Linked DNA regions of Homo sapiens: region 2 is linked to region 1. Evidence: chromatin loops called from intact Hi-C (ENCODE). Cell type or tissue: K562. All regions are shown on one strand.

Region 1 (2,500 bases):
GATACACCCGCCGTAGATTTATTCATGAAGCTTTGATTCTATCAAATGCAGAACATAATAGCTAAATTATAAGTCTGTAAGAATATTATCAAATATGAATGGGAAGAAATACTTTACACACACTTGAATAGTTACATGCAGAAAGCTTTCATTTGCAGAGAGCTTGCTATTTGGAGAGATTGTAGGAACAGTAGGTCTAAAGATACATTCTAGGAAAACAGAATTTTGAGGTAGTTGCAAATTATGTGAGATGTCTTTTTATCAAGTTACATACCGGTCAAATTAGCCAAGGTTAAGTTTGTAAGAGAAGCTGAAAGAATGCATATAGTGTTCACAAAGTAAAGGAGATGAGGTACGTAGGTACCACCAAGAAGTAACCAGGTAATAAAGAAAGAAACGTGTAAATTTGTTTCCGAAATGTTACGTACCAGGAAAAGTAGGGGAAAAAGCCTCATGAGACAGATGAGAAATGGTAAAACTGATTGACATAGGAAACTGTATGCACAATGATAAATCATAAAGCATAGAGGGTTGAGTGGGCACTCTGTTACTTGAAATTTGTGATTTATAAACAGTGTTATATGCAATAGATTTATGAGTAAAGACTGTCTTTATGTCTGTTCTTTCAATTCTGTCTTTACCTTTAATACATAATTTTGGTCATTGTTTTTGAAGAATTGCTTTCGTGTAAGGATCATCTCTTAATGGCAATGTAGTTAAGATCTTTGATCTGTTTTGTGTTTAAGAATACTGTACAGGTAAGATCCCATAGACTATTGGAGCAGTTATTAGAACATAGTAGATAATACCAAATTTAGTGAGTCTCAGTTTCTATTCAGTGGGTCAAGAAAAAAAATAGCTTTTAAACTCTTTTGATTTCCTATAGGTTAGCTACACAAACTGCAATTAGGAGGTAGTGACATTTATTAGAAAACTTTAAAAATTATCTTTTTCCTTTTGCTGAAGAGGGATGATGAATGTCTCCATTATAAGGATAAAGTTGTTTAAAATGGGGACAGTTTATACCTTATTTCTTCTTCTTTTATAGGTTTTAAAACGACCAGAATATTTTGGGAAGTTTGGTAAAATACATAAAGTTGTCATCAATAATAGCACATCATATGCAGGCTCACAGGTAACTAATTTTAGGGATTTTTGCTTTTCCTCCCTATGGTCTGGGCTTGACCTGGGCTGTTCCAAAGGAAACTTTGCTCTCTCTGATTAGAAAGCTTGAGGGACAAGGACTTAAGCAATGTAGTGACCTCTGTTGGTGGGGTGGGGGATTTTTTGCTGCTTATTTGACCCTTCTAGGACTTAACAATTAAGAGGGAAATAGTAAAACAAACATTTAGTGATGGAGTGAAAGGGAGGGGGAGGTGAGTCTGTTATCAGGCAATGTGATAAATAGATGAGGATTCGATAGTGATTTCTAATCTGTAATATTTTCAGATATTGAAAACTTAATAGTGTCTTTGTTATGCTGCTGTTATCAGATAGAATAGTTTTCCAGATTGCATTTATTTTTGAGAATGTAATTTGACATAGTCTTTAAGTCTTATTTTTTAATCTAAATTTTAATTTTTTTATAACCTTGACGAGCCTGTCAAATGACTGTCTAAAAAAATAAATCCCAAGCCAAAGTAATATTTTATTCACATATATTACAGTATTCTTAAAATCAGATAAAATTCATTGAGTATTATTACTTTCAAATGAGCTAGTTTAGTGTTTAATCAAAACTGCCACTACTACTACTAATTATTGTCATTAGTAATAGTAGTAGTCAGGGTCTTTAGAATTCCCTAGGTTGCAGTAGAATTTTTTTAGTATTGTTTAATTTTTAACTAATAACAGTGGAATGGGATGTTTTCACTTTAGGGTCCAAGTGCCAGTGCTTATGTAACCTATATCCGGTCAGAAGACGCTCTCAGAGCCATACAGTGTGTCAACAATGTGGTAGTAGATGGCAGAACACTTAAGGTAATATAGTCCTCTTGATTCTTTTTTTTTTTTTTAAGGAAGACGAGATAAAATATAGTAAGTAGAGGAGAACTGAGCATTTATATATTAAATTTGACAGTTAATTTGAAGAGTCTGTCTTAGGGTCCATACCATCTATTATAGCTAATTTGTTTACTGCTGGTTTCTGTAGGGTCCTCTTTTACCAGATAGGAATAAACACATTCATTATCGGGGATAATCTTTTAAAATATCGCATTTTTACATATATCTTATTTTGTGAAAATAGTACCATTATTTTCTTCAGAAATAGGTAGTCCTTAAATATATGGACATTGATTCCAGTTTCAGTGAAGAGTCCCACTAAGCAAAGCTTTACTGTTAGTGGAAGGAGGATGGCATAATTAGAAAAAGGAATTTGCCTTCTTATGTGTCTAACCACTCATAACATGGAACAGATTTTTTTGTCTATCTCCTCTCCTTATATCTAGGGAAGATTTGGGTGTCCAAGTTTTGGAAACCATAGACAGATGTTTCCTTT
Region 2 (2,500 bases), 76 kb before region 1:
TGCTGTCTTTTCAGCCCATTCTACCTGGTACCTCAACTCAACAGTTCCTCACCGTCATTAAAACTGTCAGTCCACTGATTCTATTGCCTTTTCACTGTACCTTGCCCCGTTGATTTCCTTTCTTCCTTCCTTACCTTGTATAATTCAATCGCCAGTCATATTGCATATGCCTTCAACTCACTTGCTCCTTTCTGCCCTTTTCATAATTAGTTGGCAAAAACCTCAATCTTAGGTAAATCAACTCTTTGAGTACTTCATATCTACATCTGTGCGGCTGAAAGTGACTGAAGAAAAATACAAATATGATAACTGCCCTCACTTTAAATTCATGGTAAGAAACCTCAGGTTTCTTGCCCTGAATATTGTCTGGCAATTGTACTCTATTTTCTTAGTCCATTCAGTCTCCCCTCTCATAGATGACTTAGTTTGTACCCTTGCTTTTCTCTTCAAACTTCCAACACTCTTCCTCATACTCACTCTCAGTTGATGGACCTGATTTCTACTTCATTGTGAGATGCAAGCAGTCAGAAGAACACTTACAGACTCCTGCCACCACATGTATGTATTGACTACATCTGTACTCAATAGACCTTGCTGCTGTCTTTGTGTTACTATAGATTTACTCTCTATGTTTCTATATAGTCCCAGGTCCTCTGATTAATGCATTAATGAACTGTGAAGTTCTTTTTATGCCAACCACTCTCCAAGGTTCTTTATATACAGTGTAGTATGTAACTCCTATAGATTTACTCTGGACATTGCCCTAGCCATTCTCCCTTCTCTCTGTATATCATCAATTTGTCTCTTCTGGATAATTCCTATCAATATACAAGCATACTGTTACTTTTTTCATCATAAAAATATCTTCCCTCAATTGCTCTTTCTTGCTCTCTTTCTGTAGAACCCCTTAAAGCATTGTCTAAATGCACTTGTCCTAATTTCTTTCTCATGTTCTCTCTTAAGCCTGTTCTAATCAGGCTTTGCCCCTACCACTGTGCTAAGATTGCTTTTGTTAATGTCTTCCAACAAATGACATTATTAAATCTAGTAGTCAGTTCTGTCATTATCTTGGGTGATGATCTACGTTTGACAAAGTTATTTTCTCCTTGTCTTTGATATACTTGTTTAACTTGCCTTTTAGGCTACTACATTTACTTGGTTTTCCTCAAAATTCATTGGCTGCTCCTCCTTAGTCTTCCTTAGTAGATTTTCCTTTTTGCCTACCTCTAAACATTGGAATATCCCAAGGCTCACTCCTTGGTTATCTTCTCTATCTATGCTCATTCCCTTAGCAATCTCTGTTAGTTTGGTGGCTTTGAATATTTTTCTCTCAAATGAATTTTTTCAGCCCAGATCTCTCTCCGTAACTCCTTATTTTTATATCCAGTTGCCTATGTTGAATGGCTCTTAAACATCTCACACTCAACATGTCCAAAATGGAATTCTTGCTTTTCCCTCCCAAACCTGCTCTCTCATACCTACTCTGTCCACATAGCCTTCCTCATCTCAGTTCTTGGCAGCTTTCCAGTTGCTCAGGCCAGAAACCTTGGAGTCATTCTTGACTCTTGCTGTCTTATCTTCTTATCCAACATTCATTCCTTCAGGAAGTTGTTGGCTGTAACTTTAAAACATATCCAGAATTCAACCAGTTTTCACTGTCTCCACAGCCACCATCATCTCTTGCTGGGTAATGGCAGCAGCCTTTTAACAGGTTTTCCTGCTTCTACCCTTGCCCTCTGTAGTCTGTTATTAACACAGCAGTCAAAAAGATCCTTTGAAAATTTAAGTCATATGGCAAGAGATTTTGTACTACATTTAAGAAGTTTCATGAGTTGATAAGATTAGAGATTGTTCTAGCCAATGATATTTTACTAAATCATGTCAGCCTTGAAGGCACATTTAAGGCAGGCTTTGAGTATGCTTGTTAGTGTGGGTGGGGAAGGAGTGGTCAGAGATGGTTCATAGCCTCCCTCTTTTCTCCTCACTAACACTTGTCTTTTCCACCATATGCACGAAAAGACATATTTGTTCCTGAGGAAATTAGAAAGGGAGGGCCTGAGTTGGTTGCTATTCCTGAAAGTTTCTTTGAATGGAATACTGGATCATCGTTTTTGAAGAGGTCTGTTGTTACTTCATTATTACCTCCTTTAGCAGCACCCTTGTTTTCCTCCAACCTCTGCCAAGATTAGTGTCCTGTGTCTACATTTGCCCCTTCTGTTTCTCATACTCCCAGATGGAAATATTATATTTCTTAGGACTTTTCGCTCTATTTGAATTAGTATTTTCTACTCGAAACCCTTCAGAAATCCTGAAATCCATTCTTATGCTTTCTGTGTGAGTTGGTTTTATGTTTGTTAATAATGTTTCAACAGAATGATAGTGGACATGATAGCAAAAGGGAAATTGATACTAATATGTAACGAAGAAATCGTATGTGAAATTGTGAAGAAAATGAACGATATTTTTATTGAGTACTTTGAAGGTACTTGTCATAAACTAA

The links. Peaks named below come from ENCODE experiments on the same cell type or tissue, not always from the same donor. Only the 100,000 strongest peaks of a DNase experiment are listed, where the experiment ranks them.
Region 2: a loop joins it to region 1, with 2.1 times the contacts of the local background. A loop is called at or near these places in 14 of 110 quality-filtered maps.

The regions. Positions count from the first base shown.
Region 1 is chr7:135,413,811-135,416,310 of GRCh38, reverse strand. It overlaps CNOT4 (CCR4-NOT transcription complex subunit 4), which reads left to right. Exons shown (of 12, transcript NM_001190850.2): 4 at 1,049-1,135; 5 at 1,879-1,980. Among named protein-coding and RNA genes, the nearest start is that of CNOT4, 95 kb to the left of the region's middle. In K562, a CTCF peak has its summit at 1,273 (motif pointing left); a DNase peak (open chromatin) is centred at 1,270.
Region 2 is chr7:135,490,077-135,492,576 of GRCh38, reverse strand. The region is part of intron 1 of CNOT4 (CCR4-NOT transcription complex subunit 4); the gene reads left to right. Among named protein-coding and RNA genes, the nearest start is that of CNOT4, 19 kb to the left of the region's middle. In K562, no CTCF peak of the experiment used is centred here; DNase peaks (open chromatin) are centred at 1,516 and 1,926.